Linked DNA regions of Mus musculus: all the other regions are linked to region 5. Evidence: chromatin loops called from intact Hi-C (ENCODE). Cell type or tissue: left cerebral cortex. All regions are shown on one strand. Links, peaks and the distances in the headings refer to the core of each region. The heading gives the core; the rest is flanking DNA. Region 1 has its middle 83 kb from the start of Ryk. Region 2 holds the start of Rab6b (RAB6B, member RAS oncogene family). Region 3 overlaps Anapc13 (anaphase promoting complex subunit 13). Region 4 overlaps Trf (transferrin). Region 5 holds the start of Topbp1 (topoisomerase (DNA) II binding protein 1).

Region 1 (6,249 bases), core at 442-5,441, 390 kb before region 5:
GACTCGGGCACCAGCAGCAAGGACGTCATTTAGAAAAGAGTCTCCCTAGGCAGCTGGCTGGGGAAAAAAAAAAAAAAACAGTTTGCAAACAGTGGTCTGTGGAAGAGAAATGTTGAGAGAAGAGCGAATCAAGAAGCTGTGTTTTTCCAGATAGGTATGAAGCTAGCAGCACTCTGGAGTGTAGGCTGATAGGGGAAAGGTGTTACCTGGCCATGGGCTCCAGTTAAGTATCTGGTCCAAGATACTGAAGATCTGAATACCTTGGGCCTAAGTCTCCAGAGTAAATCTGGGACTGAGACAGAAAGTAGATGAATGAGAGCTGGTATGTGTGGCTAGAGGAGAATCTGGATCTAAGCCCAGAGTGTCTTCGTTCCAGAAGATAAGCTAGCTCCCTTGCAGTCATGGTGTGGGAGGCAAGGGTTTGGAGTGGAACAGGCACAGCATGGTGTGGTCAGAAGTGGCATCCTAGCACACAGCACCCTCTACTCTATGTTGGCTTGCTCTAACACAATACCTGAGGTGACTGAAGGAAAGAGAAGAGCATATGTTGGCTTACAGTTTTGTGGAGGTTTCAGTTCATACAGGACCAACCCTCTTGCTTTTGAGCTAGTGGCAAGGCAGTATGGAATGGCAGGGCACACGTGGTGGACTAAATAGTTTCTTTATGGGAGCCAGAATCCAAAGAGAAAGGAGCCGTGCAATGCTTACTTGAAAGGCATACCCACTTTTGACAGGAAGGCCTCTAAGCAGTCCCCACCTCCTAAAGGCTCTACCCCCTTACAACTGGGACCAAGCTTTAACACATGGACCTCTGTGGGGACATTAGCCCAAACGTTAGCATCATCTGGTCCCTGGCTTACACACATACACACACCCGCCTTGTGCCTTCACTTCTGATCTCCTCTGTAATGTTGTTCCATACCTACTGCAGTCTAGCAAAGCTCCCTGTTCTATAAAACCCACCTCTCAGGTTCTTCAGTATCCTTAGTCTCTGCTTGCAGTCTGACCACCATCAAATCCACACACACCCCCAACATCAGGTTATTTATAGCATATAAGTGTCACATGAGCAGATGGGAGGGCATCTCACATTTAGACCACAAAAGCAGCTGGCCATGCTAGAGGCCCCTTGGCCCTCTTAACACCAGGACTATCCAGTTGGCACCCCAACTCTGTCATTATCTTCCCCTCTCTCTTGCACTCTGACCCTGCTTCCCACTCTCATCCTCCTCTCTAGCCGCTCCCAGCTTCCCTTGAACTCCATCCTAGTCAACAGCTCCTCCTTCTTGCTGGACAGAGTGTTCCTAGATATCCTCTCCGTTAGCACAGCCTCCCATGCTTCTCCTGGACCCCTCAGACTTGTATGCATGGTTTTCTCTGCCAATGACTTTCTCAGCTTCCAGCACCCCTCCCTCCCTGCCTTCCTGTTAGCATTGAGTTACTACTTCTCAGTGAGTTACCTCCACTCCACTCAGCGTCTGCCCTGACGTGGGCCCAGGGTCCTTCCTTCCTGGGGTAATGGCTCACTTTGCAGGCCCCTGACACCATAGGTGCCAGGTTCAGTGACATTCTCTCCGTGGCATGTGTCAGCATATCGTCCTTGAACTGCCTTCTGTAACTTTGGCTTTTCAAATCCTACTTTGAATAGTTGTTCTTAAATGCTCCAACCTCCCTTCTAGCCCACCACCCACCAGAGGTAATGGGAAAGAAAGCTTATGGTGATACAGGGGCAGTGGGCCTGTTTAGAAATTGTTCTTTGGAGCAAATCCCATCTGTGTTGTCAGGAAACCAGCAGTTCAGTTCACAGGAATCAGCAGCGGCAGCTCGATCCACTCGCAAACACTTCACCAATATAGCAGCAGTCCAACCTAGCAGAGACAGCCAGGCAAGGCTTCACCAGTCAGCAGGAGGGAGCAAGACCAGCAGGGACGCCAGGAGAAGTTCTTGGCTGTGCCTCTCCCAACGAAGCCAAGATCAGTGAAGACTTGAGACGAAGAAGGGTTGCACAGGAAGCCGCCAGTCACTGTCCATTGAGTCCTATGTATGCTCCCCCCAAACATCATGTGTCCTCCACAGGTCTTGCCTCAGCACATGAGCCTGTCTTAGCAAAACTCCCCGTGGGTCTGTATCAGCTGACATCACTCTGCAGATCGGCCGTGGAGCCCGTGGAAGCGGCAAGAAGCCACGGGAACCTCTCAAGTTCTTTGGTGCATCTCTCTCTGTGGAGTCAAGACAAATGGTGCTCAACAATGCATGTAAGGCAGGCCAATACATGCATGTCCTTAGCGAAGAATTCTTCATCACACATCCTTTCATGTGCTTGCTTCAGCAAAATGTCCTTTCACCTGTGTCTGCTTCAGCGAAACATTCTTTGAAATAACTGACTTTCCAAAGAAAACCACGTTTCCACTTCAGCCTTCCTTCCACACTTAGTAATTTGGGGCTCAAGCGTCTACCTCCCCCCACCCCAGCCCCCCAATTTTGGGTTCCTATGGTTCCTATGTCAGTCTTGAGCACCTGCCTGTCAGGTCTTTTCTGTGCTCAGCACCTCTGCAGGACCATCTGGCACCCCTCAACCCCAACATTGAACTTAGTCCCTCCTTAGTCTCCACAGGGCCACCAGGAAGCCACCCTTACTGCTTCCTAGTGCTTCCTGAGCCATCTGTGGGCAGAACTTGTGGTCTCTTGCCGGTTCTCTCCAGACTCCATTGCCCCAGCCAGCTTCCCTCCCCTACGCCCACATTGGTTATACATGGTTTTTGATTATCTGTTTTGATAATCACTCAGGCTCTGCAAAATTGTTATGGGAGATAGTTTTGTTCAACCAGTGATACATAGGACCATGTGAACTAAGAGGGGTGTGTGTGTGTGTGTGTGTGTGTGTGTGTGTCTGTAGGGAATATATGTGTGTGTGTGCTGTCTATTGTTGTCTTTCCTGAAACAAAAGGCTACTCCACCCCCTCTGCAATTTCCTTTAGCCTAGAATTTATTTTTTTTAATTTATTTTTTAACTTATTTATTATTATAGCTGTCTTCAGATACATCAGAAGAGGACATCAGATCTCATTATGGGTGGTTGTGAGCCACCATGTGGTTGCTGGGGTTTGAACTCAGGACCTTCGGAAGAGCAGTCAGCGCTCTTAACCCCTGAGCCATCTCTCCAGCCCTAGCCTAGAATTTATTAAACATTACTTCTCACTGAGAAAATACACTTATGGAGTTCAATATTCTAAAAGTTTGTATTGGCAAAAAACAAAACAAAAACTAAATATATTCCAAAGGCTTAGAGGAAGGTATCTAGACAGTTAGCAAACCTCCAAAAAAGAGAGATGGACTTTTATCCTTAATATTGACCTGCAGAGGGAGCCATGTATAGGGGTTTGCCTTTATTTTTTTATGAAAACCCTTCTGGTAGGAGCCTTTCCCACAGCCTGTCTTTATGGTACCACTCACACGCCGGCCCCATAATCACTCGGCCTACATACACAGCTAGTCCATAGAGCTGCTTTCCTGGAGAAGTAGAAATGCACGCACATGACCTGATCTCTGCTTCCAGGCCTGAGAGCACAGGGCGCCTGCTGGGGGTGGGCTGCAGCCTGTGGGCTGGGAGCCACTGAGGAAATGGCCTGTGACCTGATATCAGTCATGTCCTGCTTCATTGGCTCTCTCAAAAAACATCACCTAGAATGCTTCCGAAGAGGTGACACTGCTGGCTGACCTTACCTGGGGCGGCCCTGAACCTACAACACGAGTTTTCTCTTTTCTTTTCTTTTCTTTTCTTTTCTTTTTTTCCCTCCCCTCCCCTCCCCTCCCCTCCTTTCTTTTCTTTTCTTTTCTTTTCTTTTCTTTTTTTTCTTTTCTTTTCTTTTCTTTTCTTTTCTTTTCTTTTCTTTTCTTTTCTTTTCTTTTCTTTTCTTTTCTTTTCTTGTTTTCCCAGACAGGGTTTCTCTGTATAGCCCTGGCTGTCCTGGAACTCACTCTGTAGACCAGGCTGGCCTCGAACTCAGAAATCCGCCTGCCTCTGCCTCCCAAGTGCTGGGATTAAAGGCGTGTGCCACCACCACCCGGCACAACACGAGTTTTCAACAGTGGCCTGGCTCCTCCATACCTCAGAAATCAGGTTCCTTGTCACTTTTTAATTTAATTTTATTTTATTTTATTTTTTTGTAGTGAAATGAGTACAGGGTACCTTGTTACATAGTTAACAAATACACTTTCTTACCAGGCACAGGCTACTAGGAAGTGCCTTTGAAATTGTTGACTGAAGTTCTACTGAAATACACTTGTGAACTTGCTACAATAAGCATTTGATTTCTTTCCTATCTGAGAGGAAATGTCAAACTCTGAATATAGGCTAGGGATTTATGGCTGGGTCAATAAAATCTTAAGAGTGAGGGAAAAAAACCCTATTTTTGAAGGCTCGTATGGCCTTTTCCTATTACAGCAACCCTGTCTTTCAGGGTTATTTTAAAATACCATTCCGCATGTTAACTCTGCCTTCAGAGGGACAATAGTCAGCAGTCTGCCTCAGCTCTGTCCTCCACTAACAGAGAATACACTTAGGTCTTACAATTCAGTTGTTGTTTCTTTAATAAAGGCTGCACTGAACTTACTTAGAGACAGAGCCTGTCTCATCAAGCAGCCCTGGCTGTCCTCGAACTCCCTTGGTTGACCAGGCTGGCTTTGAACTCACAGAGATCATCCTGCTTCTGCCTCCCACATGCTGGGGTTAAAGGTGTATGCTACCACCGTCCAGCCCCATAAATTGCTTTTGTCAAGAGTATTTTATGACGGCAGAAAAAGAAACCTAGACACTGGCCACCCTCTATCCTTGCCCCGCCCCACCCCCACCCCCGACCAATAACTTAGGCCCAGGAAGGCTTGTTTTCATTTGTTTGTTCACTCCTGCTAGGTCAGGTTCCTTGGGTCACTTTCCTTGAGGTGCCTGGAATCTGCACCGTGCCTTGAAAACCATCTTGAAAGCCAGCCATAGTTATACATGTCTATAAGCCCAGAACTCTAGAGGCAGAGGGAGGGAACCTAATAGAGGCCACCCCAAGCTACAAGGAAGCCTCATGTCTCACCAAAACAAATAGAAAACACAAAAGGGAAAAAGGGCAGTAGGAGAGAAGAGGCTAACCCAGCCTGAATATTTCTGGGAATTCCAGGCCTGGGTTAAGAGCATCCCTTTCAAATGAAGACCTCAAGCTTCCCATGGCCGTTAGCATCCTTTTCCAAGATCACTGCCTCTCTGGTTAGCATCTGGAATGTCTCCACAAAATGTTCACGTGTTGAAGGTTCAGTCCACGGCTGGTGGTGCTGCCTGGGAAGGTTCAGGAACTTCAGGAAGTGGCGTCTAGCTGGAGGAGACCAATCACTGGGCATGCCTTTGGGGAGTCTGTTCACGTCTCCCTAGTCTGTCTGTCTGTCTGTCTGTCTCTCTCTCTCTCTCTCTCTCTGAGACAAGTTTTATTCTGCACCTTAAGCTGTTCTGCAGTTTTCTGTATTACCCAGGCTGACCTCAAAACCTCCCAAGAAAGCCAGCATGCCTGGCTCCCTTCTTCACTTTCAGCCTCTTGTCATTCTGGAGCCGTAGGCAACACCAGAAAGCATATCTTTGCTCTCTATGCTACTAGATGTCTGGACCTATTGGTATGTTTTGTGCTGCTGTGGCATGGTATGGCAGGGGGGGGTGCTTTAGCGGGCCCATGATGAGGCATTTCTGCCCCCCCCCCCCAGGTACCAGCCATACGATGGGTCTAGTATGAAATGAAGTTTATTTGGGGCATGGGGGGGCGGGGGAAGAAAAGGGACAGAGAGGGATGGAAAGGGACAGGAGAAAGAAGGGAAGAGGCTGACCAGGAACACATGGGGTGGGGGAGGTAATGGGGTGGGGAGGGCAAACCAGGCTCCTACCTGACTTGCTAGGTAACTGTTGGGCAGAGCCTAGAAGAGATGCTAACACCCTCAGCCTGTGCTTTCACATCTGCCTCTCCTAGGGTGGGAAAGCCTGAGAAAGGCCAGTCTGGCCCTTGTTCCTTCTTGCCTTCTCAAGGATTGTGTTTTCTGTCTATTAGATCTGTAGTCTCAAACCGGAGTGAACATCATAGCCACCCAGAAAGTCTGTTTAGACCCAGAGCCCTGAGCCTCACCCTCGAGGCTGGGATGGAGCCTGCCTGCTAGCCTTTCCATTGTGCCAGGATGCTGCTGTGTTAGTCTGAAAACCACAGTGGCCACTGTGCAACAGCT
Region 2 (6,249 bases), core at 354-5,353, 190 kb before region 5:
TAGAATTAAAAGATTAATAAGGCAACATTACAAATAGTCTCTCTCACACACAAGTTGTGTAGCTTAAGTGGAAAAATTCCTTTAAAGACACTGACTGTTGGTGATCCATCAAGAAAGAGAACAGAGAACTCAAAAAGTCTAATATTTACTGAAGAAACTGAATTGGTATTTTTAAATCTCCCCATAAAGAAAACCAAGAATCAACGGCTTCATTCAATAATTCCATCCAACTTAAAATTGTTTCACTAACAAATTATCTTAGCTGAGCATAGTTGCTCACACTTTTGATCCCAGCACTCGGGAGGCAAACACACGTGGATCTCTGAATCCGAGGCCTGCCTGGTCTATGGAGGACGGCCAGGTCTACACAGAGAAATCCTGTCTTGGAAAACCAAAACTAACAATAATTTTTAAAAGTACATAAAAAGTTTAAATATTTACGTGTGTCTATGTGAGTATATACCTGTGAGTGCCCATGGAGACCAGAAGAGGGAATCAGAGACCACTGGTTCTGGTCATGAGCTGCCTGATGTGGGTGCTCAGAACAGAACTCTGGTCTTTCTGAAGCATGGGAAGTGCTCCTAACCACTGAGTCATCTCTCCAGCCCTTCCGTTCAACATTTAAGAAACAATTCCAATTTTACATAAGCTCCTGCCACAAATGGGTGATGCCCGTGTACTTCCTGGCTCATTTTCTGAGGCCAGCATGACTGTTATCCAAACCAAATGATGATATTAATTTTTGTTGTTGGTTTTGTTTTGTTTTTGCTTTTATTGGATATTTTCTTTATTTACATTTCAAATGTTATCTCCTTTCCTGGTTTCCCCTCTGAAAAACACCCTCTTCCTTATCCCCTCCCCCTGCTCACCAACCCACCCACACCTGCTTCCTGGCCCTGGCATTCCCCTACACTGGGGCATTGAGCCTTCACAGGACCAAGGGCCTCTCCTCCCATTGATGTCTTACTAGGCCATCCTCTGCTACATGTGCAGCTGGAGCCATGAGTCCCACCATGTGTACCCTTTGGTTGGTGGTTTAGTCCCAGGGAGCTCTAAGGGTACTGGTTAGTTCATATTGTTGTTCCTCCTATGGAGCTGCAAACCCTGTCAGCTTCTTAGGTCCTTTCTCTAGCTCCTTCATTGGGGACCCTGTGCTCGGTCCAATGGATGGCTGTGAGCATCCACTTCTGTATTTGTCAGGCACTGAAAATGATGATATTATAAGAGAAGAAAATTGCAGGACAACATCACTCACAATCGTAGACAAAAAAAAAGTGCCAACATTTTAGAATGCCAAATTTAATATATATAAAAGAACAACTTATTATCATTGGGTAAGGTTTATCCAAAGAATGCAAAGAATGCAGGCATCTGTTGTGGGTGAGGGAAGGAAGAAACTACTGTGGTCCACACCATGGCACACCTCTCAGTAGTAATGGAGTAGACTACTGATACAAACAGGAACTCAGAATCTGTCCATGGAGTTATCTCAGGTGAGAAGAAAAAAAAAAAAAAAAACCCAGCCCCCCCCCCCCCCCCGCCCCATGTTCCGTACAATATAATTTCGTTCAGATTCTTGAGTCTAAGGAAATGAAATAGTTCAGTGATTGAGAGTGAGGAAGGGATAGGTGTGAGGAAGGCAGGAGCAGGAGTGTTCCCATGGTGATGGGACTCTTTGTACTTGATTGTCTATATACGGGCTCGACAATGAACTTGATACACAAGATACTACCATGGTGGAAGTGGGTAGGGCAGGTTAGATAAAGTACCCACGGGTCTGACTTTTTTTGCAACTTCTTGTGAACCCATAGTGACTTCCAAATGAAGAGAAATCTGTAGTTATGTTTTTATGTAAATAGCTGTTGGGAGCCGCCCCCACATTCGCCGTCACAAGATGGCGCTGACATCCTGTGTTCTAAGTGGTAAACAAATAATCTGCGCATGTGCCAAGGGTATTTTACGACTACTTGTACTCTGCCTTTCCCGTGAACGTCAGCTCGGCCATGGGCTGCAGCCAATCAGGGAGTGATGCGTCCTAAGCGAAGAATAACTCCTCCTTAAAGGGGACGGGGTTTTCCGCCATTCTCTCTCTCTCTCTCTCTCTCTCTCTCTCTCTCTCTCTCTCTCTCTCTCTCTCTCTCTCGCTGGCATCTCTCTGGCTCTGCGCGCCCTGCGCTCGCTCGCTGCCTAAAGATGTAAACAATAGAGTGCGCTCTGCGCTGGCTCCTAAAGATGTAAATAGAAGGGGCTTTCGCTTTTGGGGCGGAGGGTTTGCGCTCCTAGCTCCTGAAGATGTAAGCAATAAAGTTTTGCCGCAGAAGATTCTGGTCTGTTGTGTTCTTCCTGGCCGGGCGTGAGAACGCGATTAAGAAATAGCCAAGGGCAAATAGCCAAGCCCTTCTTGAAGAACATGAAGAAACATGGGTGGTGGGGTAGCTATATGTTCCGACAGCGATCTTTGGTGTAAAGATAACAACATACATCAGGTTTTAGCCCTTGATGTATTTCCTCTCTGCAGAGCTTTGGAACCTTTCCGCAGGTGCACCAGGAGACAGGTAGAGAACAGTCCTATCTGCACCATTTGCAAAGCAGAAAGAAGGCTGGGTGCTCTTTCCATGGTTAATTTCCTGGCTCTGCTAAGGTACCGTGGTTATGTAAGATGTTATCGTGGGGGCTGTTGGATGAAGAGACACAGAAACTTCCTGTACTATTTTTTGAAACCTCTATGTAGTCTAAAACTATTTCAGGCTTTAAAAACTGGACACATTTTTACTGAAAATGGTTTCAAAATTGGGGCAGACGATGGAATGCTAAGCAGACACGGGAACCAAAGGCTCTGCTCTATGCATCAACAGGAATCTTGGGAGTACAGCGAGAAGGGAAGAGCAAGTCAGAAGACAGGGTTTGAAATATGAATTCAAAAGACTCAAGAGAAATGAAAGTGTTGAGAGTTTGGGTTTTCTGCCTTGGGGAAGGAGGAAAAGGGGGAGGGGATAAAAGAAGAATTAGAAGACAGGTGTGTGTTCACTGCGATATGATGTCTTTCCATGTTCCTCATCCAGAGAACACACTCATCAGGAAGGGCAGAAAGATGCCATGCAGAAGAAACTCTTTCTAGTGAGACTACCAAAAAGAGGCTTATAGTGGCTCTTTTTATCTATCACATGGGAAATGCCTGATATCCCAGGACAGAATAAAGATGATCCCTTCCCCTAAGAGACAAAGGAATGGCAAGGGTAAGGGAGAGACTTGGAAGAGAGCAGAAGCATTCTAAGGTTAGGATTCACATACAGCATGAAGACCATGCTGTGTAGCTCTGCCCAGACTGCAGGAGCCAACCCAGCCGACTGAACCAGTACAGATGAGGAAATGCTGGGTGGAAGGTGTGACACCCCCCAACCCCCTGAATGCCTTGACCTCCACAGGCAGGGAGGGGTGTGGCTTAGGAGTAGTTCTTTCACTGCTGGAGTGTCCAACTTCTAGCTACGGAGACACAACATTGCAATCTACAAACTTCACAATGTAAAACCAGGCAATGGGATCAACAACAATAAACAAAAACTTGCCCCAAAAAATGTAGAAACCCATCCAGTATCTCATAATGTTCTACATAAGATTACAATATTGTGTTGTGCTGAATTCAAAGCTATCCTGCAAGGCATATGGCCTGTGGACAGTGGGTCGGACACACCTGCCAAAACTTTCCTCAGCCCATGCTGGATCCCGAGACAGCAACACACTCGGGGCAAAAGTAGGGTGGAGTCTGAGTTATCTTAGTCTGGTGCCCAATCTGGCATGCTTATATGCTCAGAGGGATGACCTCCGACTCCAGGGACTTCAAACCGAAGAAGACCACAAGAATAGAACAGTTACTCTGATTTGAGAGTAGTTTTAGAGGTTAATTCGAGCATTCAGCAACTGTTTCCTAAACTCTAGGTGAAGTGGAACCTCAGCTGCTTCCATGGAGTTTCCTGTGAGGGCTCAATGTGCGGTGGGAGACTCTAGTGGGTACATTCGGGGTAAATTCATAAGTGTCCCCTGGGAAATCCGTAGGCACGGGTGTGTGTGTGTGTGTGTGTGTGTGTGTGCATTTCACTCCTGGCTTGCTTTGTGTAACATACACTACACATTCCAAACAGTCCCAAACAAACATTCCCTGAATGGCCAGAGAAGGTCAAGACCAGCAAGTGGCTGGAGAGGAAGAGGGGAGGGGCTTTGTAAAGCCTCAATTAACCCGATGCCTTAGAGTGTACTGCTTGGGGACTGCGTTTAACCTTAGTCTGGCGTCTACTCCTTGCTCTCACGCTACTGTGTGTGCCCTGCAAACTTAGAGGTCGCTCTCTTATACTCTTGTAGCTCATTACCCGAATAAACCTAACTAGCAGGGCGCAGGAGTGTGGTTGGGCTGACGGTCTCAGGATCAAAAGAGGCAGGGCATTGTCTTTGGGTTAGTGGAGCTGTCTTCTACCAGGCAGGTTAGGTTTCAAACCCTAGTAGGCATATCCTGTAAGGGTGTCTTCTCTCTCACTGGCCAGCTCCTCTGGGGACAACCACAGATCCCCTCCGCATGAAGAGTCTGAGCCTAGCTAGATAGGAGGTAAGCTAGAGGCCAGCAGGGGCCACCGAGGAGCCATACCCCAGGTCTGAGCCAGGTATCCGCACATCTTCCTACTCACCACCACACCACACACTGACCCTTTCCTATGTTCCCGCCCTGTCTGACCATCTATCTGGGTCTGAGACGGAAGAAGGGAACCGCATTTAGGTGTCAAAGACCAGAAACAAATGTCCTCTTGACCAAGTCCTGTCTTTTTTTTTTCCCCCTAGGTGGGTGGGTGAGACAGAAGCAGCAGGGCAGAGCAAGACGCTCCAAAGAGGGCACCTCTCTTAGGCTCAAGAGGAGGTGGCTCTCCGGAGCCGGCTGCCCGGGTGGGGGCTGGATGGCGCACGCCCCCCAAGCCCCGCAAACCCACGGGCTCCGCATGACATCAGAGGCTTGGGAGCGCGCAGAGCGCAGGCGCGGGCGGAGCAGGCGGGCGGGAGGGGGCGCGTGGCGCTGCTCGGAGAGCGCTCCTCCGCCCAGCTCGGTCCCTGCGCCCCGCTCCGCCCGTGCCTCGCTGCCCGCGCCGAGCTTCGGGCGTCCACAGCGCGCCCGTCGCCCGTGCAGCCAACGCCACCCAGGGCTGCGCCGCGCACCCCGCCTCCTCCCTTTCCGCCGTCGCCGCCGTCGGACACGCAGCCGCAGGCCGGGGCCCGGCCGCAGCTGGGGAGTCAGGGGCGCGCGCAGCCAGCCCTTCCCCCTCCGGCTCCCGCACCGCTCGCCGCCTCCCCTCGCCCTCCTCCTCTCCCCTCCCTGCTCCTTCACCGCTTCCTCCTCCTCCTCCTCCTCCTCGCCCGGCCCCAGCTGCCAGCACCATGTCCGCAGGGGGAGATTTTGGGAACCCGCTGCGAAAATTCAAGTTGGTTTTCCTAGGGGAGCAGAGCGGTGAGTACTCGGCTTATTCTCTCGGCTCGGAGCCGAGTCTTTTCCCCACGCCGCCCATTCAGCCACCCCACTAGGGACCCTCCCAGCCCTGGCTCGCCAAGGCCCTTCCACGCCCCGGTAGAGGAGAGGGATGCAGATGGGGAGATGGGGCTGGCTCGGGTGGGGCCGGGCTGGGGAGGACCAAGGGGGAAAGGAAGAAGGTGGTTCTGGGGGTCAAGGGATGAGGGTGAGTGTGAGATCTGGGTACGGGTACCCGGTGCAGGTGCGTCCGGGAGGACCGAGGGCGGCGGCTGGCTCACCCGCTCTAGGCGCCGGGCTCGCGGGCTCGCTGACTAGCTCGCACTGCGGCACAGGCTGCGGAGCACTGTGCAGGTGTCTGGGTGCCGGCGAGGGTGTGGGCGAAGGGACAGGAGCCTCTCTTGGGAGAACGAGGTGGGGCTGGGAGCTGGTTGCCCCCACCCCAAGGTTGCGCCCGAGGGGCTCCCTGCGGACCCTGCCTGGAATCTAGGGAAAGGACGCGTCCAGCTCTGGAGCAGATTGCTGCTGGGAAATGGGGAACACGACACCTGTCCCTTTTCGAAAAGAGTGGGTGCAAGTGGTAGGGTAACTGGGCACTTAGCTTCTCTGGCTTACATCCGACTGGGCAGAAGGTTCTAGACTCACTGTCCTTCACTAATGTGTTAGCCTCTTTGGGGCTTAGGGGTGTGGATCGTGAGAGTGAAGATTCTTCCCATAGCAGGTGACTTGGGGGATGGTACAGAGGC
Region 3 (6,249 bases), core at 67-5,066, 670 kb before region 5:
TCTTCTTTGGCCTGTAGACATACAAGCTCTCAGTAAACCTTTTCTTTGCTGATCTCTAGGAAACTCCCTTAAAAGGCTGTTGTTGAACCTTCTGTAATAAGTAACCCCCCACTTTTGCTTATGTAGATTTAAAAAAAAAAACAAAAACTCATTGATGTTACAAAGGCCTAACAAAGAACAAGGCAAACAGAGTCTGGGGACTTTCTCTGTACAGTGTGACACACGCTCTGGAAGAGCAGCTAACACAGCATGACTTCCAGGAGCATCACCTGCACTGCTGTTTTACAAAGAACAGACTCCACTCGCTCACTCACCGGCACTCTCTTTCAAGAGTAAGAGGTGGGATGTGTTCAGTGGATATTCAAGTCGCAGCTTAGTTCAAGTTCAGGACAATAAAATAATAAGAATCATAGCTACAATTTATTACCAGTTTTAAGCCATAGACTGAAATTAAGGCTTGCATTATCTGTAATCCTTAAGACAGCCATACAGGGGAGGTGGTAGTGTCTCCGTTTGGCAGGAAAAGAGTAGGATTAGAGAAGTACACTTACCTCAAGTCTAGTGACTAGTATGTCAGATTTCATAAGCAAAGCTCAAAGTCTGTAAGCTTTCATCTGTCCACCCATCCATCCGTCCATCCATCCATCCAACAATCACTTCTCCAAAGTCTACTGTGTGCCCTAAGGGTATATGAGCATAAGATAAAGTTCCTGTTTGGAGCCAGGGATCAAGAGAGGTAGGTGACTAACTAATGACACTACCAAGCAGGAGGGAAGGATAAGCAAGTGGAGAATGGCTGGAGGCCTGGCATGCAGTAGAAATGCAGAGAAGATGTAATGCTTAAGAAAGAATCAGATGGTTCATGGTGCTAGACAGGGTACTGTAGCAAAGAAGAGTGTAGCAGGCCCAGGGTTTGAAACACGTTGGGAGATGGTGAAGCAGTGGGCAGCAATTACCTTAGTAATTAGGAGGCAGAAAGTTGGGCATAGTTTTTGAGAAAATGTTTGTGCCCCACTTCGACCTCCTTCTCTAGGTATCTAGGGATGAAAGGTCTGTGGAGGGAAGCTGCCATAGCTCACATTTGTCTTTCAGAAAGTGGGGTCTGTAACATTGACAGACAGCCTGATAGAAGAAAGGGCCAGGGGACATCATGTGACTGCAGTGCAGTGATCTAGGCAAGGGAGGAAAACCACAACAGCACCAGGAAAAGTGCTGTGACTTGCTGAGCTCCGTACAGCAAGACCTAAGGAACACTTACATGGTAGGGAATGAAGGGGGAGGTCCCTCTGCTGACTTCCTGGTGCCATGGTAACCTGATCCTGTGGTCCATCCACACAGTGTTGTGATTCTAAAGGAATGTGTCTGTCAGTTAGCTTTTGCTGCATAACAAATTATCCTGAAACTTAATGGCTTACAATAACAACTGTTTGGTCATAATTTTATTTCTTATTGGGGAGGTCTGGTCCACACCAGTTCAGCCAACTAATCCTAGGCTTGCTGGTGCTGCAGTGTCAGGCAGCAGACTAGCTGGAGCCCCTCTGCCAGTTAACAGGATGTCTCCAGGAAGTAGGGTGCCTGGCACTTGGCACACACCACCCTGCAGGTCCTCTGGGACCTCAGCCTCAGGTTCAGCAGCAACAGGGAAGTGCAGAGCACTTAGGGCTCAGGCCCAGAACTGCCCCACAGCTGCATTCTGCTGAGATGGGCAAGTCTGTGGCCAATCCAAAGGCACAGTCAGGGTTAGACTCTGCGGCTTGGCAGGAACAGCTGCAGACAGCTGCAGCTGTTGGTGAATTTGTCCCTGTGGATATTGTGCGTATGGTATTTTGTGTTGGGTGGGCATGTTTTGTCTAGTTTTACATGGTAGTATTCATCGCAAGAATTAATAGTCACCAAGCAAACGATACATCATTTTAGGAAGCCTAGTATGCCATTAGAGAGCATGACATTAAGTCGTTCTTAATCAAAGGCCTGTTTATTTTTTGTGACCTGTAGATAGTTATTAAGGTCAGATTTCTAAACGGACTAGAGAATGACAGTTCTCTGGCTCTGTTTACAGAATGTTGAATCTCACTTTACTTTCGGCATAGCAGACGCATGTTGTGCAAACACATTGGGGTTTTCCTGTATGTGTGTACCTGTGTGCCATGACACACATGTAGAACTCAGCGTTGTCTGCAGTGCCTTTACCCACTGAACCACTTTACTGGACCTGCTTCAAATACATCTGTACATATTGTAGCCAAGTATCATGTTCCATATGTTGAACATAATTTTAAAAATAAAAATACCTCCACATAGTATAAATATAAGTGAGAAATCCTAACTTTGAATATGAAAGCATCAGTTTTCTAACACAAAGTGTAAGTTCAGGGAATTGCACAGAAATACATGTGGTGAACTCTGGAGCCATGGCTTATCTCTGTAAGAAAATGGCTCTTGGGGTGTGAGCTAGTCTTTACTGTGCTTTCCACTAGGGGGAGCTCTCACCTGTTACATTGTCAGTGTCCATTATCCAGCCCATATTGTCACTAAAGAAAGCATTTTGTTGCAGCATTTTTTCTTCTTGATACAATTCCTGTATTTGAGAACATATCAGCAAATCAGATTGGCCCTTAAAGCATTTTTCAATAGGTTTAGCATTGGTTCTTGTCAGTGTTCTCAGCCACTCAGCAGTGTGTGCCCTAGAGTACTGAGTACCCTCACAGCATGCACTGGATCTAATGTCCTTACTCTCCCCGTCCCCAAGGCAGAGACATGGGGGTGAAAAAAAAAGCTCTTTTTTTTTTTTCTCCAATTTTTGAGAGTGGAAACAAAAGCCCCCAAGGGTTTGAATTACCTCATCAACCCAATAAGCCAGCAAATGAAGGCTGTCTGGGCCTCCAGTCTCTGCCCTTAGCCCTCCTGCCCCACTGCCTTTTATAAGAAAACCAGAGTCACAGGGCCAGCATTCCCATGAGGCTTCCAAGCAAGCCGCACTGAACAGACCTCTGATATTTTCTATCCATCTGTTTGTTTAGGCTCTCTCTTTAGAGCATCATATCAGCTTTGCTGGCTGTTCCCAGGCCCTCGGAGGCTTTCTTTCCTAATGCCTTTGTGTTTTCAGAAGTAACTGCAGGACCAGGTCCACACCTATAATCCCAGCTCCTGGGAGGCAAAGGAGGATGGGAAAGAGACTTGGGGGTGATCGGCTGAGAGTGTGGCTCAGTGAGAGAGTGCTAGTGTATCTCAGCAGGGCCCTGAGCGCAGTCCCCGGCCGCGCAGAAACACAGTTCAAGATTTGGGGCCAGCCTAGGCTACCTGAGACCCATCTCAAGGATAGAAAAGACACTTCCTGATGGTCGTTACGGCTGTGCTTCCCTTCCAGAGTGAGCTTCCTGAGCCCGAGCAAGACAACGGAGGCACCACAGAGTCTGTGAAAGAACAGGAGATGAAGTGGACAGACCTGGCCTTACAGGGCCTCCACGAGAACGTCCCACCCGCTGGAAACTGATGCCGGGCTCCTTCCCACGGACGGAGTTTTCAAACATATGGGGATAAAAATGTTTCCTGTCGCCAAATGCAGATCTTTAGCAATAAATCAACACTCAAAAGCATATGCCCACTTGGTTTTCGTTTTGTTTTGCTGTTTTGTTTAACCAACAAAGCACAGCATGAAAACATTCTGAGTGAGAAACTGAGACTTCCCAGGAATGTAGACCGCGGCTCTGGAAGCCTGCGGCAGGTGATGCACACACTTGCGTTTGAACACCGTCGATTAAACGTTTGCCTTTGGCTCCAGTTTTGCTTCTGTCAAAGTTTAATACTGCCCAGCTACTTTGGCACGAGTAGTTGAGAATACAAGCAGGAAAGGCAGCAGAAACCAGGCATGAAGAGAGCCACAGACTCGCATTCCCATGCCTGAGACGTGTTCTGAGTGACGTTAGCCTGTAGGTGCCTATGCCCCGAGCAGATACTCCACTCTCTGATAACTGGCATTCTTAAGATTCCCAAGCTACTTTTAGACATTGCATAAATGTACAGATTTAAAAGTTATCTCTGAAGAATTAGGGGATGGCTTAGTCAGGACCTAAGTTTGATCCCAACTCCAGTAAAAATTGGGCTTCGTGCCATGGTAGTGTGTGCTTGTAATCCTGCTTAGCTGTTAGTCACCTCTGCTCTCCGTCTGTGGTTATTGCCTTTGCACCACTGGAGAGGTTCTCTGCGTGAATGGAATACTCCTTTTATTCAGAATAATAATGGCATCTCATACCTCAGAGCCCCCTCAAATATAAAACACTGTGAAGCCAGTAGTCAGTACAATATTTATACAAAAATTTGTCAGCGGTGGAAAGATGGCTCAAGTGGTTAAGAGCACTTCCTGCTCGTTCTTGGCACCCACATACCAGCTCATACCTGTCTGTGACTCCAGTTCCAGGGGGTTCCTTACCCTCTTCTGGCCTCTGGGGGGGCTGCACACATGAGATGCATATGCATACATAATAGGCAAGACACTCATAAAAATAAATTTTTAGAATTTCTAAAGACTCCACGGCATCAAGCCTTGGGGATAGAAGTACTGCTATAAAATGTCAGTTATTGGCTCTCCCTTCCAGCCGTCTCCCCGAGACAGTATAAGCACAGAACTCCAGAGGACGTGTATCTTTGGCAGCCAGTATACAGAGAACGGGTGAAAAAAAAAAAACAGGGAAAGGGACATCCAAGAAGTACAGCATAGTAGATTCCAGTAGATGTCATTCACTTTAAAGAAAGTGTGGCATTTCTTGTACCTGCCTTGGCTTTCTGAACAAACACCTGACATACAAGTGGCCAGGGAAAACAGTGAGGGGTGAATGTTGACCACCGAGCAAGAGATGACACAAAGCTTCAAAGTGGAACTGGTGTTGCCAGCAAGAAACCTGGGTGGTCTAGGGGCTTCTCCACATCTCCCGAGTCATCGAAAGACTTAATCAGAGCTGGGGACTGCCTGATCTGTTTGGTTTGGTTTGCTTTTTGTTTGTTTGTTTCATTTTGTTTTGTTTTGTTCCAAGACTTTCTTTGTATAAACCCTGGCTGTCCTGGAACTAACTCTGCAGACCAGGCTGCCCTGGAACTCACAGAGATCGCCTGCCTCTGCCTCCCAAGTGCTAGGATTAAAGGTGTGAGACACCACCATCCAGCTTTTATTTGTTGTTTTTGTTGTGTTGTTGTCGTCGTCGTCGTTTATTTGTTTTTTAATGCAAGTCACCCCAGTAGATGGATTTCAGTTAAGACAGGAAATGTAAAAGACAAAAGAGCTTTACACTGAAAAAGATGATGGTGGCTTGGACTGTGGAGGCGAAGGTGGAAGTAGAGGAGGTCGAGATAGCTTTTCCTGGTGGACTTGTCCAGGCTTACCCACTGCACAGTATTCCCTGCAGTGAGATCCCTGGATTGTACGTGTATGGTTCTAAAGAGACTCACATGCAGTGTAAGCCTTGTCTTATAACCCAGAACTGAATTCTCTTGAGCCAGACACAGGCCTGCAGATACAATCTCTGTCCCTGAGAAACATCCAGAGGCCAGGAGCTGCCCATCATCTGAAGCCCATCTTAGACCCACCCCTTCATGGTATCGCAACAATGGCAGCTGGGGTGGATGGAACACTTCCATGGCTCAAGCCCTGCCTTTTCTTTTTAGCTGGATGTCATTGTCCTTTGAATAGGAGATAACAGCTTAAAATTTAATGTTAGCTTGTCAAAAGTTAAGAGACTTATAAAAGTCACTCAAATAGTAAGGGCTTTCCAACCTAGACTGTCACAGCTCAAAACCCATGTCGTTGCCAAAAGCCACATCAATGCCCTAGAAAATCCCACCAGAATTCTCAAATTTTTCATGTTTTTCTAATTTATAGAACAGAGACAGAATTGACAACATTCTTATTAGGGGACCTGAGATACATAAAACAGTAAATATTACTGTTTAGTTACCAAAATAAGATAATTGCTACCAAAAGAAAAAAAATCATGGTTTCACTCATTTTCAGTTTGTCATCAGTGCCCCTTTATCACCAGCAGGGGCCGCTCAACTCCTTTTTAAAAATTTGTGTCTGGTTCCTAAGCCGTCCTGTAGTCCTTCAGTGAACCAACCCAACGGAAGCTGCAAGTCCTGAGGTGCTGGCCCAGAAGGGCAGCTGGGACTCAGATGATGGACACCCCCAACCTGCCTCGGCCTCTGAGCCAACCAGCTCTGGTTCCATGAGTGTGCACTCTCAGAAGCATTCATTCAGAT
Region 4 (6,249 bases), core at 495-5,494, 77 kb before region 5:
TTGGTGACCCGGCTGTCTTAGTGTGTCCAGATGTCAAAGAGATCTCTGCACAGAGCGGTAAGCAGGACAGAGGATGGCGGTAAAATACCTGTGCCACTTTGAGAATCTCCCAGATCAAGTCTTCCTTGCCATTGTTTTTTCGAGCCACAACAGCATGAGAAGGGATCCGAGCCAGGTAGCAATCCTCATACTGATCCACTGGCTTGCGGGTATTGTCAAGGCAGAGCAGTTCATATTGGTCCCTGTCAGCCTTCTCCGGCAAGACCTCTAAGGAGGGAAAGTTCAGTGAGCCTGTGGCAGGCTGAACCCCTCCCCATTTTTGAAGTCCTGTTAGCATTGAAAGCATGAACTGAAAGGTCTAGAGGGATCTCTGAGGGTCAAGGAATATGCAGGAAGGTGAGCCTATGACCAGTTAAAGACACAGAGGCTTCTGTAGGCCAGTGAAGCAATGGTTGCCCCCATCCCCTGACTCCAAGCTCAGCAAGACTACTGACAGGCAAGGTCAGCCAGGCCAACCTCCAACCCTTGGCTGTGACACTTCTTCCCTAGAGGGAGAGCCATTGTGTGGTTTGAGTGTTGGAAAGAGACCCATGAATCTTGGTAGAGACCCCCAAAGTACCTTCCTCTGCATATATAGAGACTCAAGCAGCGGGAGAGAGACCCTGCATGCTCAGGTCTGGCCACTAGCCATGAAAAGGATGACAAGGAACCGGCCAGAGTCTTTCCCCATCACTCACCAAATATGGTTGTGTGCTTGACAAAGGCCACATCCCCACCGCCATCTTTCAGACACCTGTGGGAAAGAAGCCCATGAACAAGGAGTCCCAGAAGGTGGACCCTGCTCCTGGTCCAGATCACACTGTCACCTTTCAGACAAGGCCTGAGGCTGAGTGGCCCTCATAGTGGAGACAGCTCTCTAGGGTGGGATGCTGACATCCACAGTACCACTGGGATGGGGGATGTGCTCACGTACCCCAAAGTGGCTGACAGGAGGTGAAAATAATGTAAAAATCTTCAGATCCTTAGTATGGAAGATGACAGTATTTCTACCCTGGCTATGTGGATTTCAGGGTATCAGAAGACAAAAAAGAGAGAGCAAGAAATTGGGCATAAATGACACAAAATCCTATTCCTAAGAGGCTACTTGCAATTGATGCTGGCTTCAGAAAATCAGGGTTGTTTGTTTGTTTGTTTGTTTCAAGATAGTGTTTCTCTGTGTAGCCTAGCTGTCCTGGAACTCACTTTGTAGACCAGGCTGGCCTTGAACTCAGAAATCTGCCTGCCTCTGCCTCCCAAGTGCTAGGATTAAAGGCGTGTGCCACCACTGCCTGGCGAAAATCAGTTGTTTTTGTTTTGTTTTGTTTTGTTTTTGTTTTTTGTTTTTTTAAGGGAGTATATCAACCATATTTCAGGACCAGTCTCATGCCCAGGAGTAGTTGGCCAACACACACACACACAGAGGACTTCATGTTTTGTTTTGTTTTCCCCTGTGTACTTTTGGTTTGGTTTAATCTTCAGTGTTGGTGTGTGTGTGTAAGAAGGTATGGGGGTGCAGTGTCCTCTGGTATGGTGATAGAGACCCAGGGGTAACTTAGGCAGAGCTGGGTGGTAAGAAGCCAGAGAAACCTCTGTAGACTTAAAGACAGATGGTCCATCTGTAGCATCATTCCAGGAGAACAAAGGCCCAAGAGGGACCGGCACAGCGCCTCATTGTCCTTACCAACCCAAGGCTCATGGAGCCATAATAGAGGCTCACATGCCCTGCCTCCCTCAGAGTATTTTATGTCCACTGGACAGTTTTATATATGATTAAAATATATTATATGTAAAAACATAATTTAAAAAGCCACATGTACTGCTGGGGTGGTGCGGGGCAGCGTCTAGTATCCTGAGCATGGTCTACTGTGAGGCACTCGGGGTATGTAGGTCCCTTCAGATGCTACCCAGCCCACTGAGAGGAGACGCCAGCCAGATGCGGAAGCTCTGAGGAGAGAGGACTGCCAGAACAGGGCTTGAACTTTGACATCAGATGGAAGGGGACATAGGTTACCTTGGCCTTGAGAGCCCCAGGTTGTAACCCCGCCTTCCTGGGAGGACCTTAAGCCACCTGCATGCTTTTAGGTAGGTTGGCTCAGCAAAGAGCCCCCATTTGAGGACTTTTGGCACTGGCCACCACAGAGTGTCAATTCCACTCACTTGAATGCGCCTACGTAGCCAAAGAATGGTTGAGTGGAGGAGCAGCCACAGCCTGGGCACAGTTGACACAGTTTGGGGAAGGCCACTGGATCTGCACAGGGGACACAACTGCCCGAGAAGAAACTGGACACAGCTGCTCGATACAAAGAAATGGACAAGGCATAATAAGCATAATGCCATCACCCAGCCTGGGCTGGTGAAGGAAGGCAGAGGCACAGTCCCTGCCCAGCACAGTCCCTGCCCAGCCTTTCATGTACTAAGCAGGGTTTCTAGACAGGAATAAGTTAACCCCTGCTCTTCAGTTACCCTCCCGGGGACACAAGCAGTACTTCTTGCTAAACAAGGCTTGCCCTAGACTTTGCCCACTCTGTTTCCAGGTTTTTTTTTGTTTTTGTTTTTTTCAAGACAGGGTTTCTCTGTGTAGCCCTGGCTGTCCAGGAACTCACTCCGTAGACCAGGCTGGCCTCGAACTCAGAAAGCCACCTGCCTCTGCCTCCCAAGTGCTGGGATTAAAGGTGTGAGCCACCACTGCCAGGCTCCAGATCTTTCAAAGGGTGCCTCTGGGGGCTGTAGTACAGCCTAGAGAGGTGCAGGACAACCTTATGACCAGCAGGTGGAACCAAAGCATCCTTTAACGGAGCAGAGGTGTGTGTGGTGGTGGGGGTGATGGGGGTTGAGGGTGTGTGAGGGACTGAAGTGAATATGGAAATCCACTGTGGACCCACCTGCCCTTTCATTCCTCCTCAGGTCAGCCTCTGCAGGGGTGTTGGGAGCTCACAACAACAAGAAGGTTCAAGTTGCCACTTCTAATTGTTTCCCTCTTCCTCCACTTCCTTGGAGTTCAGCCTACCTGCCTGACTAACCAGGACTGTGTGGCCCCAGCAGTACAGGATATTCAGAATAGAAATGGCGGCTTACCTTTCTCAAGAGGACTGCGGGGCTCCGACAGCTTACAGAAGAGCAAGCCAATGGGGATGACCCAGCCTGCAGACCTTCCCAGGCCTGTGTGGCAGGACTTCTTGCCTTCGAGCTGGTTCAGCTGGAAGTCTGTTCCCTTCTTTACCACAGCCACAGCGTAGTAGTAGGTCTGTGGATCTGAAAGGGGACAATGTGGAGGGAGGACTTTGACATGGCCCAGAGAAGCACTGCTTGTCAGTGCTCTGTCCTGATGAAGGAGAGAGAGAGACCCAGGGGTAACTTAGGCAGAGCTGGGTGGTAAGAAGCCAGAGAAACCTCTGTAGACTTAAAGACAGATGGTCCATCCGGGAAAACAAAGGCTCAAGAGGCATCGGCACATGGGTCATGAGCGCCTCATTCTCCTTACCAAGCCAAGGCACCAGGAACATGTGAGAGCCACAACAGAGGCATTCTCTGTCTCCCTCAAAGTATTTTACATCCTCTAATATGGTGACAGGGACCACCAGAGCTATCTCAGAAGAGCTTCTTGGACTGCTAAGCTCCCTCCGGGCACTATAGGGGTGGGTTTTCTCTTGTCCATGGCGCCTGAGGCTCTGGGGAGCTTGGACACTTCCCCAGATCCAGTGAAGGCCAAGCTGGACCCCAGCCTGCTCTCCATTGAGGATGCCTGACTCAGAAGGTCCATACCAGCCTCCAACCAGCCCAAAGTCCTCAAGATGTCTCCATGTGTGCCCGGAGGGCTAGAAGATCTCATTCCCCATGGACTCCCCAAAGAAAAGGCTTCCTAGCGTTTCTAATGTCGGCTACCTGCCTACAGAATGAGATTTAACATCTACTAAACCACGGTCCCCCTCCTGGGTATTCTGGGAGAACTCACGTTCCACTGATCCATAAAACTCCGCCGCCACGGGCTTCAGGTTGTTCGGAGTCAGGCCGGCATCGTACACCCAACCCCCATCCAAGGTCATAGCATCGGCTTCACTTGCCTAGAAGAGAGCGAGTCCCAAAGACTTATTGCAAGGAAGGCTTCCCTACACCAGAACAAGTGGGAAGGACCTGGCAGCGCTCCATGGGTCTCGGGCTAGAAAATCCCAAGCACAAGCACATCCAGCCCTGCCGGTTTGGGTTGATTCCATCTAGAGGAAGAAATGGAGTCTTTTTTTTCCTCACTTTTCCCTGATGATGTGCCCAGTACCTGGACAAAATGCGGATTTACCCATCGGCAGTGGTCGAGGCTTGGTCTGGCAGGCTTGGTAGGGGGGAAGGGTCTCTCCCTCTTCAGAGGTGGGCACTGCTATTATACCAGAGGCTCTGGCATGGTTGTAGTGGAGCACCCAGGGTCTGTGGGTGGCTGGGTTCTTATATCTGTTTCCATGCTCGGCCACACAGTGGGGTTTGTCATTCAGAGACCCTCGTGTTTTGAGAGTCCCTGTAAGCTCCTCTGTGGGTGCTGTCATGGAGGTGAAAACCCTGAAGGTGCTGTCTTTGTTTTTTTTTTTTTTTAAAGATTTATTTATTATTATATCTAAGCACACTGTAGCTGTCTTCAGATGCACCAGAAAAGGGTGTCAGATCTCATTACGGATGGTTGTGAGCCACCATGTGGTTGCTGGGATTTGAACTCAGGACCTTCAGAAGCCCATCTCACTAGCCCAGAAGGTGCTAGTCTTAACACTGAAAAGCTTACTGCTTTTCCCTATAGTCCTGGGCCCCTGAAACAGTAGGAGCTAGCATGCCATGGCCACCTACGTGTGCGGCCACACCCGGATGGACAGGAGAATTCAAGCCTTGGAATGATCCTCTTCCTGCCACTCTTGGTATAATTGTCTACTTGGACACCTGACAGTCCCCACCCCCCAGTTCAATTTTTTTTTTTCCACAAGTGAGTCAAACCAGAGGCGTATAGGGGCTACCGTTCCCGGCAGCAGGACTTACAGAAATGGCCTTGATGCAATCCGGATAGGAGGTTTTCTTCACACAGGCAAGCCGGGGGCCATCAGGCGGAAGGACGGTCTTCATGTGGTCACGGAAGCTGATGCACTTGGTATTCTCGTGCTCTGACACTGCGCACCATTTGACCGTTTTGTCAGGGACAGCCAGACACAGCCCTGCAGGAGAGAAGGCGGAGGCATAAAGGACCCGCTCCCCGTGCCTGGGGAGAGAACGCACCACTTTACGAAGGGTCTTAATGGCCACCTCTCCTCTGTTCCACCCTCCTCTCATCCCTGGTGGCAGTCATGACAGAGCACAGGGCTCTGCTGCACTCCGATCCTGGGAACAGATGAATCCGTTCGCCCCAACGGTCTGCCATGTTCCCACCTAACCCTGGGCTGCTTAGAGAGATGCTGGGGTAGCTGAAGGTGACAACCTGCTCTTCTTTTGCCTTGGCTGAAGGTCCACATCAAAATGTGAACTTCAGTGGGCAAACACCATCCTCAGCCACCTTCAGACAAGGCTCTAGACACCAACTCTAGGAAAGGCATACCGTCTTTTAGAAATGAGAAAGCTGGCCTTGGGGGAGGAAGCAGGTTTGTCCTACGTCATCATGTTTGTTAGCAGCCCAGACACTAGGTCTGATGGCCAGGCCCCAGGGGAAGATAACGATCTTAGAAGCTTTGCGTCTCTCTGAGCGACAGTTTGATCACGAGTTCACCTGTGATACTCTTCAGCTGTCTTCTGTTGAGAAAAGGCTAGGAACTCCCTTCTATGCAGCAGGCTTCTGTTTCTACCAAACCTTCCCTGGATGCTTTACCCCCTTTGGGCCGCCATTTAGAGAATCAGCTGAAGACAATTACGTGTATCACGATGTGTGTATGTGCTTATATAATCGGGCTCCCATGTGGTGTGTGCATGTGCAGATGGGAACACATGGGGGGTGGGGGTGGGGGACAAAGGGCAACGTGCGGTGTCTCCCGCTATTACTCTCTGCCTGATTTTTTTGGAGACAGTGTCTTTCACTGAATCTGAGCCTTGCTGGTTCCACTAGATTGTCTGGCCAGAAAGTCCCTGGGATCTTCCTGTGTTTGCTTCCCCAGGGCACTGTGGGTTCCCTGGGATCTTCCTGTGTCTGCTTCCCCAGGGCACTGCGGTACCCAGCTTTTTACATGGTTGCTGGGGTTCTGAATTTAGGTCCTG
Region 5 (6,249 bases), core at 405-5,404:
AGCAAAGAAACACTTGCTAGTTGGTAACCCTGTCCAGAGGTCTGTAAGAGCAAAGAAACACTTGCTAGTTGGTAACACTGTCCAGAGGTCTGTAAGAGCAAAGAAACACTTGCTAGTTGGTAACACTGTCCCAAGGTATGTAAGAGCAAAGAAACACTTGGTAGTTGGTAACACTGTCTTGAGGTCTGTAAGAGCAAAGAAACACTTGCTAGTTGGTAACCCTGTCCAGAGGTCTGTAAGAGCAAAGAAACACTTGCTAGTTGGTAACACTGTCCAGAGGTCTGTAAGAGCAAAGAAACACTTGGTAGTTGGTAACACTGTCCAGAGGTCTGTAAGAGCAAAGAAACACTTGCTAGTTGGTAACACTGTCCAGAGGTCTGTAAGAGCAAAGAAACACTTGCTAGTTGGTAACACTGTCCCAAGGTATGTGAGAGCAAAGAAACACTTGCTAGTTGGTAACACTGTCCCAAGGTATGTGAGAGCAAAGAAACACTTGCTAGTTGGTAACACTGTCTTGAGGTCTGTAAGAGCAAAGAAACACTTGGTAGTTGGTAACCCTGTCCAGAGGTCTGTAAGAGCAAAGAAACACTTGCTAGTTGGTAACACTGTCCAGAGGTCTGTAAGAGCAAAGAAACACTTGCTAGTTGGTAACACTGTCTTGAGGTCTGTAAGAGCAAAGAAACACTTGGTAGTTGGTAACACTGTCTTGAGGTCTGTAAGAGCAAAGAAACACTTGGTAGTTGGTAACCCTGTCCAGAGGTCTGTAAGAGCAAAGAAACACTTGCTAGTTGGTAACACTGTCTTGAGGTCTGTAAGAGCAAAGAAACACTTGCTAGTTGGTAACACTGTCCAGAGGTATGTAAGAGCAAAGAAACACTTGCTAGTTGGTAACACTGTCCCAAGGTATGTAAGAGCAAAGAAACACTTGCTAGTTGGTAACACTGTCCAGAGGTCTGTAAGAGGGATGTGGTGGCTTGAGTGAGAAATACCCCCAAAGTCTTGGGCATTTGAACAATTTGTCTTCAGGTGATGGGGTGCAGGTGCTGGCTAGTTTTAGGTCAAGTTGAGACAAATCAGAGTTGTTAATTGGGAACAAAGAACCTCAATTGAGATAATGCCTTCACCAGATTGGCCTGAGGTCCATGTTCTTCTTGATTGATGATTGATATGGGAGGGCCCAGTTCAATGGGGGTCCCTTGGGAAGGTGGTCCCGGGTGCTACAAGAGAACAGCCTGTGTGAATCATAAGGACTAAGCAGTAAGTGGTGCCTCTCCGTGGCTCCTGCATCAGTTTCTGCCTCCAGGTTCCTGCCTTGAATTCTTGCCCTGACATCCATGAATGGGTTACAAGCTGTAGAATTAAATAAATGTCTCTTCTTCAAGGTGCTTTTGGTCATGGTGTTTAACCACAAAAATAGAAATCCTAAAACATCGGTGCTGTTTTGGGGAGGTTTAGGTAATGCTCTGTTGATGGTCAGATCAACGGAGTCTTTTCCTGAGGCTCTGATGTACGGAGAATGAACCTGCTTGGCAGACCCAGTAATGGCCCTGGGCCAGGGCTTTTGGGTGGGGATCTGTAGCTTCTGTTCTCTTCCCAGCGTGTGGGGCTATGGTTATCAGTCCAAGGCCACTGTGTACCCGGTCTGTAATGTTCTTGAGATACCCCTTGCTCCCCTTGTGCAACACTGTTTGATTACCTTCCTGTTGACTTCGTCCCTTCGTAGGACAGTTTCTGCTGACTTAGTCCCATTTCTTCTCTCAAAATGGTGTCTGAGATGCTGTAGTTGCTTGTCCTAAGACATAGCTCGCATGAGACCTCCCGACCCCAGATTTTCTCTCTATCTTCTTATCTAATGTCCATCTCCCGCTTAGGACCATGTTACTGAAGAATGACTCTCCGACCCAAGTCAGTGCAGTCGCGCTTGGACAAAGCAGATCACTGGGGTTGGAGTTTAAGACTCAAACGAAACGACTTGCCTACTTGCAGTTTGCTCTGCCTTGTGTTTGTAGTTCAAGAGCTGAGGAAGCTGCCAGCTGCTATGCTGCCCCGACCACTGTGGACTCTGACCCTTTGGAGCCATTGTAAGTCTCCTTCAAGTAACAAGACAGTCATCCATGAAAGAAGCATGGACCAGTTGTGATGACTCATTGCTACAATCCAAGCATTTGCTAGGCTGAGATAGGAGGAACAGCACAGGCACTAGGCCAGCCTGGGCTACATAATGAGTTCCAACCCAGCCTGGCCATAGAGTGAAACAGAATCACAGAAAACCAAAGAGGGAGAGAGAAAGAGGGAGGAAAGAGGGAGAGGGAGGGAGAGAGAGAGAGAGAGAGAGAGAGAGAGAGAGAGAGAACGAACGATGTTGGTGGTAAGGATAAAGGTAGAATATTAACTCCAGAATCCTGAAACAACAGACATTGAAGCCATTGTTTCTGGAATGGGAATATATCTCACTTGATGGCGCCTACTCAGCCCAGAAGAGTCCTATACTCCTCCATCTTTCCTCCATATATAGGCTCTCATGGCCATGACTCAAAAGCCTCTTAGGTTTCTCTTCTTTTTAGGACCTAGATACAATTGGCTTTTCTAACAATGTAGCCCCCTACATTTTTTGGCAAGGAAGCCACTTTTTTCTCAGAGTGTCTCCTTACACGATCTACTTAAACACAGCCGGGAACAATCTACATGTGATGTTGGCATTCTACTTTAGAGCCCTCTCCCTGGAACTCACACTGTCGGTAGGCTGTACTTTCCAGCTAGCTGAAGCTATCAGCTTTCATAGCTGCTAGGCCACTTCAAGTTAGCTCTGTAGCAATAGAGGCTGTTTGCTAAGCTCTCTTGTATTTATACATATTCACTTGAAATGCTGGGAATTTAAATATAAAACCCTTTAAGTAAAACAAACGAGCCCTTTTCAACTAAAAAAAGAAAAAAAAAAACATCAAGGTGGGTGATACCTGAGGAATAACAGCTGGGGCTGGCACCTGACTGTCATATACTTGAGCACACATGTGTACCTGCACACATGTGAACATACATAACACACGCCTCAATAAAATGTATGTTGTGGTGGGGCTGCAGAGGTGCGTCAGTGGTGAAGAGAATTTGCTACTCTTCCAGAGGACCCAAGTTTTGTTTCCATGTTAGACAGCTCCCAACTGCCTGTAACTCCAGCTCTGGAGATTTGATGCCACCTCCTGGCTTCTATGGGCATTACATTCATGTGCACAAACACACATAATCAAAGTAAAAATATACTGTGTTAAATGCATAAACATATACCATGGTCATTTATCAGATCGCCTATAGACTGCTCTGAAGGGCATTTTCTTGATTAGTGATTGATGTGGGAGGGCCCAGACCATTGTGGGTGGTGCCACCCCAGGGGAGGTGATCCTAGGTGATCTAAGAAAGCAGGCTTGAGCAAGCAGTGGGTGTAAGCCTGGTTGTCTTTGGCCTCTGCTTTAGTTCTTGCCCTGACTCTCCTCAGTCCTTGGTGACCTATCAAGTATCCTACAGATATGATGACAACTTCAGGACAGAACTGCATTTTAGACATCAACTGTGGCTTCTTTTTCACAGCTCTAATAATTTCTTCAAGGCACTGCAGGGTCTCATGTATCCCAAGATACCTCCTGCTTAGCTAGGATGCAACCAGTGTTATATGGCCCTGAAGATGGAACCCAGGGACTTTTATGCTAGGCAAGTGCTCTACCAACTGAGCTACATCCTCAGACCCTTACCTCCAATACTAAGTATTTCCCTTCTTTTCCCTAGTGGGCATTTACCTCTGCGCCAGTGTTATCGATATCCTGTAAATGAAAAAAGTTAATGATACCTTTAAAGCAGGACCATTATAATCACTACAGTGACCAGCAACCCTAAATATATTGTACTTAAAAGAATAGAGTTTGTGTTGGGCGTGGTGGCATACCTTTAATCTCAGCATTCCGGGAGGCAAAGGCAAGATCTCTTGAGTTCAAGGCCAACCTGTCCTACACAGTGAGTTCCAGGACAGCCAAGGCTATGCAGAAACTCTGTCTCAAAAAATAAAATAAAATAAAATAAAGCTGGGGGTGGCTAATAATTCAGCATTTTATCAATAATTTACCCTTAGCAACTTTTTTTTGTTTTTGTTTGTTTGTTTGTTTGTTTGTTTTTCGAGACAGGGTTTCTCTGTGTAGCCCAGACTGTCCTGGAACTCACTTTGTAGACCAGGCTGGTCTTGAACTCAGAAATCCCGCCTGCCTCTGTCTCTGCCTCCTGAGTGCTGGGATTAAAGGCGTGATCCACCACTGCCCCCGGCTACCCTTAGCAACTTTTAAGAGGTAACATAAGAATGGGGTTTTGGTTAGAACCTAAGAGTTTTCTTACTGTAGATAGGCCAGAATAGTCAGATATTACCTGGGGACAGTGAAAAATGAGAAAGGGCATGAGCTATCAAAGGTGGCAGGATCTAACTGGATTTTTACAAGGAGAACGACCAGTAGTCAGACTACAGGTTTGGCTAAGTAAAGATTCTTTGTCACAAAATGCCGGAAGTACACATCAGAAAAGAAAAAAACCAACTTCTGTAATAAACTGTGCCGGGAAAATTGGATAGCCATACATAAAAGAAGGAAACTAGATCTTAATCTCTCTTGCGTTACACAAATATCAACTCCAAATGGATTAAAGACCTTAATGTCAGAACTGAAATCCTGAAACCAAAATAGTCAAGGGCTTTCTGAATAGGGCCCTAGTTGCTCAGGATATAATACGAACAACGGACAAATGAAATGGGATTGCGTGAAGTTAAAAGGTTGTGCACAGCAAAGAAAAATTAATCAAATGAATAAGCATACAGATGGGAGAAAATCTTTGCCAATTATACACCTGATAGAGGATATCTAGAAATACTTTTTTTTGGGGGGGGGGGGGTGGAGTTTCAAGACAGGTTTCTCTATATAGTCCTGGCTGTCCTGGAACTCACTTTGTAGACCAGGCTGGCAACTCAGAAATCCGCCTGCCTCTGCCTCCCAAGTGCTGGGATTAAAGGTGTGCTCTACCACTGCTCGGCTTAGAAATACATATTTTAAAAGTCTTGAATGTGAATATAACCTAATCAATAATCTAGCGTGCCTTTCATCACCCAGTCTTCTTTCCGTTACTGTTTTTGGCTTTGGTAAGGATTGATTGTTCATCCACTTTGGGGAGTCAGACCTTGACTTTCTTAACATCCTCCCACCCACAAGCCGCTATTAGCTTCATGCGCTGCCCCGGCACCGTCAGGAGAACTCGCCACTGGACCCCCTCGCCCCACTTCTGCACGTTCTGGACTTAAGGCTGATCGGTCCGGCCGCCCGCAGGCCCTCGCCACGAACGATGAGCTGCGCCGCAGCCGAAACTGTTGCCGCAAACCCAGACCCCAGAGCATCTCGGGAAAGCGTGCCCAAGGACCGCCCTCTTCCGACCGCTCCGCTTCCCAGAGCGGGGGCCCCGATGACGCCACTTCCTCCGGAAGAGGTGTGGCGTCCGCTCGGTTGGCGCGAAAGTCGGTTCCCGGTCTTGGCCCTTCCGGGTTCTGCAGCGTTAGCTTCGGGTTGGGGGCGCCGCCGAGGGCGGGGGCTGCGCGCCGGGCTGGCGCCCGACCCCAGCCGCCGTCCTGCCGGCCGCGCGCCCCCCGACTTGGTGCCCGTGGGCCCTCGGGCTCCACCTAGGTGAGCGAGCTTCGGCTCCTCCCGGCCGGCGTGGCCGCCCGGCGCCTCTTGCGGCCTTCGCGCCTCTCCTAACCGGCGGGTGGGCCTCAGGTCCCTGGGGAGCCGCGGCCTGGACGCTCCTTTCCCTGGGAGCTGGGCCGAGCGTGCACGACCTTGCACGGTGGCTGCTTGCGTTCAGAGTTCGTTAACTTAGGAGCAAATCTTGCGGGCTGTGGGTACCCGTAGCCGCAGCGGCGCCCTGCGTCGTCTTAAGCCCCATGCAAGTGAACAGTGAGTGACTGAGGACCAAACCAAGGGTCTCAGGGGATTCAATCAGGAACGTTCATTTTGTTCTCACGTTTGCAAGGATCCGTGTCCTTTTTTTTCTTCTTCGACTTTGCCCACCTTCTGGGGCCCTTTGTAAACATCTTGAATGAATTGATGAACCAAGCCAGATAGCTATGTCTTAGGCACTCTTGTCTGCATAAGAAAATAGTTGATTTGCAGGCCGGGCGGTAGTGGCACACTCCCTTTTTTGCCAGCTTGAGTGAGGCAGAGGCCGAGCATCTCT

The links. A loop is a pair of places that touch in the nucleus more often than their neighbours do. Peaks named below come from ENCODE experiments on the same cell type or tissue, not always from the same donor. Only the 100,000 strongest peaks of a DNase experiment are listed, where the experiment ranks them.
Region 1: a loop joins it to region 5, with 3 times the contacts of the local background. A loop is called at or near these places in 3 of 42 quality-filtered maps.
Region 2: a loop joins it to region 5, with 4 times the contacts of the local background. A loop is called at or near these places in 6 of 42 quality-filtered maps.
Region 3: a loop joins it to region 5, with 2.9 times the contacts of the local background. A loop is called at or near these places in 12 of 42 quality-filtered maps.
Region 4: a loop joins it to region 5, with 7 times the contacts of the local background. A loop is called at or near these places in 31 of 42 quality-filtered maps.

Annotation. Positions count from the first base shown.
Region 1 is chr9:102,914,367-102,920,615 of GRCm38, forward strand. No RefSeq gene overlaps it. Among named protein-coding and RNA genes, the nearest start is that of Ryk, 83 kb to the left of the region's middle. In left cerebral cortex, for the core only: a CTCF peak has its summit at 3,366 (motif pointing right); no DNase peak of the experiment used is centred there.
Region 2 is chr9:103,106,742-103,112,990 of GRCm38, forward strand. Rab6b (RAB6B, member RAS oncogene family) reads left to right here and starts at 5,333. Exons shown (of 8, transcript NM_173781.4): 1 at 5,333-5,485. The coding sequence starts at 5,416. Gm46128 (a long non-coding RNA gene) reads right to left here. Exons shown (of 2, transcript XR_001779270.2): 1 at 5,785-6,249. In left cerebral cortex, for the core only: no CTCF peak of the experiment used is centred there; DNase peaks (open chromatin) are centred at 1,814, 2,732, 4,441 and 5,032; H3K4me3 peaks cover 1,719 bases; H3K27ac peaks cover 2,678 bases.
Region 3 is chr9:102,630,647-102,636,895 of GRCm38, forward strand. It overlaps Anapc13 (anaphase promoting complex subunit 13), which reads left to right. Exons shown (of 3, transcript NM_181394.3): 3 at 3,368-3,598. The coding sequence ends at 3,493. Among named protein-coding and RNA genes, the nearest start is that of Anapc13, 7.5 kb to the left of the region's middle. In left cerebral cortex, for the core only: a CTCF peak has its summit at 2,473 (motif pointing right); a DNase peak (open chromatin) is centred at 2,483.
Region 4 is chr9:103,222,847-103,229,095 of GRCm38, forward strand. Trf (transferrin) reads right to left here. Exons shown (of 17, transcript NM_133977.2): 2 at 5,050-5,222; 3 at 3,992-4,100; 4 at 3,115-3,291; 5 at 2,197-2,329; 6 at 738-793; 7 at 89-267. Among named protein-coding and RNA genes, the nearest start is that of Trf, 4.3 kb to the right of the region's middle. In left cerebral cortex, for the core only: a CTCF peak has its summit at 2,777 (motif pointing right); no DNase peak of the experiment used is centred there.
Region 5 is chr9:103,299,673-103,305,921 of GRCm38, forward strand. Topbp1 (topoisomerase (DNA) II binding protein 1) reads left to right here and starts at 5,655. Exons shown (of 28, transcript NM_176979.5): 1 at 5,655-5,699. In left cerebral cortex, for the core only: a CTCF peak has its summit at 3,204 (motif pointing left); a DNase peak (open chromatin) is centred at 3,198; H3K4me3 peaks cover 554 bases; H3K27ac peaks cover 435 bases.